Linked DNA regions of Homo sapiens: region 1 is linked to region 2. A link is an interaction called in ENCODE POLR2A ChIA-PET data of the cell type or tissue named here. Cell type or tissue: PC-3. All regions are shown on one strand. Each heading gives the region's core, and the rest is flanking DNA. Links, peaks and the distances in the headings are about the cores only. Region 1 overlaps PLCL2 (phospholipase C like 2). Region 2 overlaps DAZL (deleted in azoospermia like).

The links. ChIA-PET counts read pairs that join two places held together with the same protein. Peaks named below come from ENCODE experiments on the same cell type or tissue, not always from the same donor. Only the 100,000 strongest peaks of a DNase experiment are listed, where the experiment ranks them.
Region 1: POLR2A ChIA-PET joins it to region 2 with 5 read pairs; 2 of 35 experiments call an interaction of 5 or more read pairs at or near these places.

The regions. Positions count from the first base shown.
Region 1 is chr3:16,888,996-16,893,398 of GRCh38, forward strand. The region is part of intron 1 of PLCL2 (phospholipase C like 2); the gene reads left to right. Among named protein-coding and RNA genes, the nearest start is that of PLCL2, 6.2 kb to the left of the region's middle. RefSeq lists an enhancer at 309-408. In PC-3, for the core only: no CTCF peak of the experiment used is centred there; a DNase peak (open chromatin) is centred at 1,856; H3K27ac peaks cover 1,152 bases.
Region 2 is chr3:16,582,973-16,587,375 of GRCh38, forward strand. It overlaps DAZL (deleted in azoospermia like), which reads right to left. Exons shown (of 11, transcript NM_001351.4): 11 at 3,820-4,403. Among named protein-coding and RNA genes, the nearest start is that of DAZL, 20 kb to the right of the region's middle. In PC-3, for the core only: a CTCF peak has its summit at 4,279 (motif pointing right); no DNase peak of the experiment used is centred there.

The sequences.
Region 1 (4,403 bases), core at 243-4,242, 310 kb after region 2:
CCCAGGTCTCTGTGATCTTTCGCTCCCCTCATCCCCAGACAATGGCAATCTTCGGTTCTTTTTTAATCAGTAGGAAATTCGGCCATTACCTTATCTTGGTATTTAGAAGTAATAACGGTAGCCAACACTTATTAAACACTCACTGCATGCAAAACACGTGAAAAGTGCTTACCGTAATTCTCTGACTTGGTCCTGTGCTAACCACAGAGACAGGAGGAAATCAGAGTTCAGAGAGGTTAACCCTGTGCCCCAGGTGCTGGAGCTACTTGTATCCCGCTTGGGTATATGGCTGCACTCCATTGCTTCCCCACATTACAGTGGCAGTTTGAATTTTTTGTGGTTAAGGCAGCATCAGTGGTTTCAGACATTGGATTTGATTGCCCTCTTTAAATGTAGGAGATATTGGAAGAAGGAAAAGAATCTCTGTTTCTGCTGGTGGAAGAAGTTGGCAGATAACATAGCCAGGAGGCTTTTAGTCACCCGTTGTGGCTGCTTGACCAGGGCTTGCAGCTTCACAGGGACCAATGATCTGACCTTGCCCAAGGTGGCAGCCCTTATTTTTCTTAGTATCATTATTGCCATTGTCATAGTGTCATGTGGTGTAGGAGAAACACTTTTACTGTCTTTATACTACTATGTTCACCTATGTCTTGACACTGAGCTCTCCAACATGGACAACAAGCAGCCTTTTCACATCTATTATACACATTTAAATGAAATAAAACTTTTATGTGTGTCTTGGCCCATGGTTTAAATAAACTAGGCTCCTTGCAGGCAGAAGTTGGACTGTATTTACCAGTTCTGCACAGGTAACAAACACTCAGTAACCATTTTTTAATTGGATCTTAAAAATAATATCTGCGTTTGACTTTAGACATTTTTTTTTGAATGGGGGAAACAAAGATACCGCATGCCCAGCAAACCTGTGGGCACATCATAAATAATTAAACAGACAGTAGCTGGATAACAAAGTGAATTTGTCTGGATAGATAGGAAACCTGGATCATTAAGGTCAGAAAAATCTAATGGCCAATCAGCAACTCCCCACTTTACTTTGTGCTAATACATTTTAGACCACACAAGTTAACTGTTGAAAGGCCAAAGCATGGTTGCTTGTTTTAGCCTGCTCAAAGAGCTTTTGTCACAATTCAGTTTAGGTTTTCAAAAGCAGAGTATATTAATTTTCATGCCCTAAAATCTACTTGCTCCCTTTTGCTTTCCTCCTCCTCCATTTTCCAGCCTCCCCCAAATGGTTGTATTTGATTTGCATTGTTTTTCATCAAATCCAAATAGGCAACTGACAGGAAATTGTTTATTTTATTAATTGCTGATATTGGCCACAAGTTATTTTCTTAGAATGTTCTATCCCAGAATCTGTTCACTTCCTTTTATAGTTCTTTGTGCTCTGCAAGGAGCCTAAACTAGAATGTTATTTACTTTATTTTTTTATGCTTAAGTTACCCAGGCTTCAATATTCAACAAAATAGGGCAACATTATTTACAGCCTAAATGCAGATATAAATGAAGTATGAACATTTATAGTTTTTCTTCAGACTTTATACTTATGTGTTCAAGAATAGATGCTTTCTTCCTTCTTAATACTAAGTTTTGGATGCCAGTTATTTACTTATCTACCAGACTTCTGGATTACTTTAACTTCTTTTCTGTTCTATATTGGTGGGATTCAAATACTTTTACCAGTGGACCACAGGATCTGCGACTGTTATGTTTGTAAGCTGCCTGCTGAGCTTTTTTCTACTGATAAGATTGGTAAATTGAGAGGGTTGTGCTTAGCATGAGTGTCGTTTGTGACTCAAACTGAAGTCAGAGCCGCTAGAGCCAGCCACTATTCTTTGTATCAGAGTAATTCCATAGCTTTAGGGTGCCCAAAGTATATAACTCATTGCATTGAGCTTCAGCAACAATTATGTGAATGGTCCAGCCTTCTGGCAGGACACTTGGCACCCACCCATTCCAGAATGGCAAACCAGGGCAGGTTGTTAGGCCCTCTTACCACTAGCACTTGGTCCCATGGCAGGGGTAATTAGGTGAACCATATTTTAGCTAGTAATCTCAGCTGGGCTGCATCCTGTGGTCGAGGGCTGCCCCCAGGCCACATGTTGCGTATCTGGATTATTCAGGAGGCAGAATTGTGGTGGGAACAATAGAAAGTCTGTAGTTAGGGGCTTGGATTAGATCCTGGCTTCCCTGGTTCCTTTCTTTATGGCCTTGGGCAAGATACTGAAGTCTGTATGTCCAGTTACTCCATCTCTAAAACAGGTAGAATAAAACCTCCTCTCATAGCATTGTTGTAAAGATTAAAGGAGATGATTGATGTGTGAGCAGTGTGTGGCACCTAATAAGCATTAGTGTGTTTTTCTGATTTTTAGTTGAGCAGACTCCTTTAGAGAGGTGAGCAGACTAACATGGCCATGCTCGTTTTGAAAGTTTTGTCTTTTGAAATATGCAGAATGTGCCTAGGGAAATTTCTCAGGCATGTTCCATAAATGCTTTCAATAATTGTTTTGGTGTCTTTCTAAATCTGATACCTCAGTACAACTGCACACACATGTAAATAGCCCCAACTATGGGATCAAAGGGTATTGAACATACAATTTCATTGTGCCAAGCACCCACATGTCTTGCTTTGCCCAGGACAATCCAGGTTTACATCTTTTGCTGTGACAAGATTATTAATAGTGCCTCCTTTAACTCTCAAAGGCATCTCAGCTTGGACGATAAATAATATGGTCATCTTACTTGTAATCTTCTTTTCACAAACTGCCTTACAACCTATGCTGGAGCCCCATGAGATTCCCCTCTGTGCCTAAACTTAGCCTTTATGGTGACACCTCTGTTTCCTCAGGTTTCCTTCTCTCTTAGTAATCTTTAAGGTTTTCCTCAGTTAACCACTTCCCAGTTAGAATGAATTATTTCTCTGTCTTCCAGCCACCACTCTCCCTGTATCTCCATACAGTCCTTCTGCCTCTTAGGCAACTACATCTTTTTCATCCTGAATTTATGAAAACACCTAGTTTAATGTCTTGTGAAAAGTATTTGTTTAAGTATGTATTTGTTGAATAAATGTGTGAATGGATAAATAAGGGGACAAGAATGAGTCTTAGGAGTTGGATGAAGATGTTATTTAGACTTAACTCCAACTGGTTTTGATTGGAATATAAAACTCAGTGGGATGTGTGCTTCAAAGAAGAAATTTATTCATGTACATAATTTTGAAAACAAAGGAAATACCTTCATTTAAAGATGGATCTAGGAATTTGGTTAATTCTATAACTGTTCTGGAAGATGTTAATATAAATGATTGCTCCCTTTTGTGCCCTGAAATAAGAATAGGCCTTTGAAATTTTCTTTTGATTTATATTCTGCTGTCAAAGTTTAAAAAGGATGGCAAGAGAACATTATTGTTTGCTAAGGGATTTAATCTGTTTTTTGGTATTTGGTTTCTTTAAGTGATATCTGTAGTTTTTGCTCAGTTGTTGTTTATTTTTGAGGAACTGAATTACTTAAACTCCTATTGTCATTAATATTTGCTAGTCACATGGTATTCATTGGAAGTGCTATAAAATTAATAATTAAAAATAAAATACATAAGGAATCTGGAGTACTGATAAGAGTTGTAGGAGTGCGATCTCTAATTCCTCAGCATGTTTTGTCATGTAATGGTAGAAATTCTGCCCTTTGTTGCAGTGCAAGGATTGGGTGAAGAAGAGATACTAGGAGATGCTTTGTATGCATCGTCTCATGCAAGTCTCACCAGAACCTGTAAGGAGACATTATCATTCCCCTTACAGACAAGGGAACCCATTCTACAAGGTTTGGGAATTTCCAAGCAAGGTTAGAGAGGCTGTAAGAGGCAAAGCCAGCATTCTGACCAGGTTTGACTGTCCATGTTTTGAACTGCTCCATCACCCTCTCCCACTCCATCCTCTGGATGACTTTGATTTTTTCTTTCTTCTCCTACTTGCCCAAGCCATTCTGACTTCTTGATCTTAGCAGTTTCTACCAGTACTAAAATAGACAACTAATTTTTAATGAGAAAAGTTTGGCTTTTTGTGGCTGAATCTTATGATGAAACCAATGTGTACCTAACCAACATGAAGCCATAACCATAGTCCTGCCCATCGTGCCTCAAGTTTCTGTCTGATCTGCAAACCAGGACCTTGTCCTTTTCCTCTCTGCTCTCCTTTGATGGATTAGAAATTCTTTTAGGGGGGTTAGTTTCCATTTTTATTTCTTTTTTAACAAAAAGTTGATTTATAGTTCTATGCATTTTTAGGGTCCTGGAAGGTAAAGCAGGTAACAACTAGTAATGGTTTGTTTTTTTAGGTGGGCTTCTTCTATTATTGTTTCGGAATTGTCAACTAATTATAGAATTTTAGAAT
Region 2 (4,403 bases), core at 334-4,333:
AATCCAATTGTCCCCCAGCATGTGAAACGATAAACCACAGAATATTCAACTGATACAACTAAAAACCAGTAAAATAAATACAATCCCCCAGTCAACATGGAAGAGTATAACAATGTGCCAAAAAAAAAAAAAAGTTTCCGTGTAAGTTCTTCTAAAGTTCAAAATCATGTGAAAATAAACATTTTATTCAGCAGATGATTAAACCAAAATTCAATTTAGTGGCTTCTTCTTGGGGAGAAAGAGGGTGCGATTAGGAAGGGCACATTTTTTCATTAATGAAATGTTCTATTTCTCAAGCTAACGGGTATTATTCTTTAAAGAAATATTTTTATACTTTTGAGTGAATTAAATGTGAAATTTTAAAACACAAACACACATTCAAAAAGAATATGGATATCAAATGCCTAAAGGCTGTCTCTGGAACTTGATCTCAAAGTATTTTTCATATTGATTTGTCATTATTATTCTTGCTTAAAGATATATTAGTTAATTCCACGGCAGGAAAAGGAGCAATGACAGGCCATACTTTTCTGAAAACCATGGGTAATAGCGTTTGTAAAATTTGTCAAGTAGGTCAAGGGCATAGTTCTTCACTCCAGGAGGCAAGCACAGTGTCTCTGTCTCCATGATATCCACTCTGCCCCCTCCCACTCGAGCCTAGTCCCTCACCCTTGGCTTGCCTGCACTTGGCCTTGCAATCCAGCTTTGCCTCTGTAATCACTCTCTCCTATCACTCATTTCCGGCCAAAAGTCTTGGTTTTCGGACTTTTCATTCAATCCATTTCAGCCCATTCATGAGTCACTCTTGCCTATGGACAACCAGCACTCCCGGGCACAGGCTTGGCAGGGGAAGATGAATTCAGTGAATTAAGCCAATGAAATCCTTTACGAAAGTCATAATGGACCTGACAGGGCTGTTTCTATCCTAAATCCAGGGGTAGCTTGAGATGATATAATGAGAGATCCTCATCTGAGGCAGTATTTCTCAAAGTATGTGTTACAGTGATCAGAATCACCTGGAGCACACGTTAAAAATGCAGATCACTGGGCCCATCCAGAGCATTAGAATAGGAGCATCTGAGAATGGGGCCCAGGATTTGGCAACTCTGAAAAACACCCCTGATGATAGTTCTGATTCTCTTTGATTTCCCTGTAAAATTGGCATCAAGGAAACCTGCCCTATCAAATATTGGGCTGATCTAATCTAATCATGGATACAACTTTGGATGGTGAGCATATGGGTTTTTTGTCAGACAGACACATCACCAACTAGAATGATAAGCAGCAACCAAGTCATGTTCAGAAAAAAAAAAAAGTGCAGAGTCAAGCTTTTCTCATATAGCGGGTGTACTACTTAAATACTGTTCAGATTTTACTCAGTGAAGCCACTCCAACACTAGGTAGGGGATCAGCATAGATAAAAACAAAGAGAAAATGTTCTCTGCATTTTAAATTACCTGTCTCCATTCTTACTGGCCCAGTCAGATTTATGGAGGTTGTGGAGGAGGTGGGGAGAATCATATCAAAATTTTTAAACAAAGGTACAAGGGCAGAGGGGACATGTCCACTTAAACAGCCGGCCTGGCCGTATTAGTATCAACTCTGCCTTTCTTCTATAGTAGAGTTCCATTAAGATTGAGCCAGAATGGTGTGTCTCTATCCATTTTATTTTGGGCAAAGACAATAGATGTGATTAGAGCCTTAGTATACTTTTGCTAGATTTTTTTTCTGTAAAAAAGAACTAATGAAGGATTATAAAACCTCCAACTTTCCAAAGTGCTTGAAATGTTACTATTCCTTCAAATTTATAAAGAGCTTTCATGACCTGAATATCCCAGTCAGGCAAGCATTTGTTCTACTGTTAAAGACCTGGTGAACTGGTATCTTTAAGTTTTATATGTGGGAAAACGCACATTCCTGGCATGCAGCCTTAATGGAGGTGCACATAAGATACAAAGCCTTGCCTTGGGAAAATGAACTAGAGACTCAACTAGAAAACTTTGTTTCAGACCAGTTAAAAATGTAAAATACAGCTACCATAGAGTTTAATTGTACAGTGGTAGTTTCAGTTTCTGTACCAGGAGACAATTTTTTTGCATTTTCTTGGGATAGGCCCACAGCTACAGCCATATTGGACAGATGTTTTTAACTCTAAATGCAATGTAGAATTACCTATCATTTCTTTGCTATGCAGATTGAATATTCTGCATGAGCATTCAAAAACGCCTGTTTATAGTCTGAACTTCTTATGTCTATTGTTTTCTACTACCAAATGTACTGTCTACAGATGGAAAACTCAGTCTTTGATGGGTGGTGAGGAATTGCTCACAACCATCAGTTACACAGAGAGAGACATACTACACATAATGTTGGGAAGGGTTAGATTACACAGTTATCAAAATATGTACAGGAGCAATCCTCATCTAGAAGTGTTTCAGGGATTCCAAATGATCATACTCAACAGCTGGCCCTATTCGCAAGACTTGGTCAATGGAAAATACTGCTGCTTTTCTCTCCCTTATATTTCCCCACCTTCTCTATTGCCATCTTTGTGAAAGCAGAGTGGCACATTGCCTTATAGTTGCTGCTCCTTATTACCCTCAATTGACAGCAATGAAAGCAGGCAAGGCGATTAAGCAATGTGGCAGCCCATTGTTGAGTTTACCTTTAAAGACAGCCAAGAGAATTTTAGTGAAGAAGGGCCAGAGGTGCTTTACAACTAGAGGGAACTGCCATGGAGTATTAATTTTTAAAAGTTAATGACTTCCTTGCAAGATGGGTACTATCAATTTTGAAATTATTCTGAATTAAAGGTAATCTGATTTTAGAAAAAGAAAAAACAAACATGCAGAATACACTTATGGAGGTGACCAACCTTTTTAGAGTTGCTTGATTTTGCCATAACTTGAACTTTTTACAAAAAAGTGCTGAACAGTATTTTTCAATTCCAAAGATTTGATTTTGTGTTAAGAATTTAATACTAAACCACAAACATGCTTGAGATAACAAGCTGGTGTAAAGCAACTATCTTAAGGCATATGTAAGTCTAGTTTTGGGGTCTGAAAATACCATAAACTCACTGAGCTTGTGCTATAACCAAATATTCTGGGTAATGGTTGGTATATACGTAACCATAGATATACGCATATACAGACACACATATGTATACATATATACACATATACACATTTAAGAATTACTAATTTTTAGCCTATTATTAGACATTAAACATCACAATTTAATCTTTGGTGATGCAGAAAGCACTGTTTGGTATCCTGCAGAACCTTGGAGTCAACTTTCTGGTTATGAATCAGTAAGCTTACTAAATGATGAAATATAGAAGCAGTGTCTGAGGGGAGAATTTCCTCTCCACTGGGCTCAGCTTATAGAATTGGGAGTACTAGAACTACAGCTGGAAGAGGTAGTAAGTACTGATTTTTTTTTGATTGCATCCATAAGAAGTACATGCAATACAAAAAATTTAAGCTCTATTAGGCAACCGCAATACCCCGAAATAAAAGGTCTAGAGATTAGGCCCAAAGCGTACAGTAGACAAAATGTTTCATAGGGTCCAAATTGAGAGGGACCTTAGCCATGAGATAGCAGAGTCAGATGTGTTCATCAGCATTCCTACTCGGCACTGCTGTTCATGCATCTCTTAAATTTCTCTTTGTACCTGAATTTGCTTTTATGACCTAACTTTGCCAGATCAGTAAATTGAACTTTATACTTTTGCATTTTAAGAATCTAAATCTTGTTACACAGTTCCCACCCAACTCCCCACCATTTTAGATTATTACATCAGAATGCTAAAAACACTTTTGAAGAAAAAAACTTTATTTTTATTCATGTATGCAAAGACAGTATCAGCAATAGGCAGAAGCATATTTCTAAGTTTAGAATTAATTTTCCATTTTGAAAGGTTCAGGACTTTATCTTTTTTACCCTTACTCTTTTAAATGCTTCACTCCAACAAAGACAAAAATTTATTCCCTTACTTTTCCTTAAGGTCATATTGGAATAATTAGAAGTAGCTCTTTAGAATATAGATATCATTTATAGTAAGCTGGAGATTTAATCACAGAATGATATGTGTCAGAATGTTATAGCACCAAAAAAACTACAGATCATTTTTAAATGGACAAATTCATAGTGCTTTCAATTTCTGAGGTGTAATAAAGCCCTCTTGGGAATTCTAAAGTTAAAAGACTCTCTCCTTCAGATTCAGAATGAAAATTTTAAGGAATTATAGACCCTAGGGGGCACTAGTAATATGGCTCACAGTAACTACATTAAGTTAGAATTTCTACATTTTAGGGAAGAAGTCACTGAAAGAAGGGCCAGAAAGCCGCTTTAAACTCATGTCCATGGCAGATCAAATGGTACTGATACAACTTTTTCCC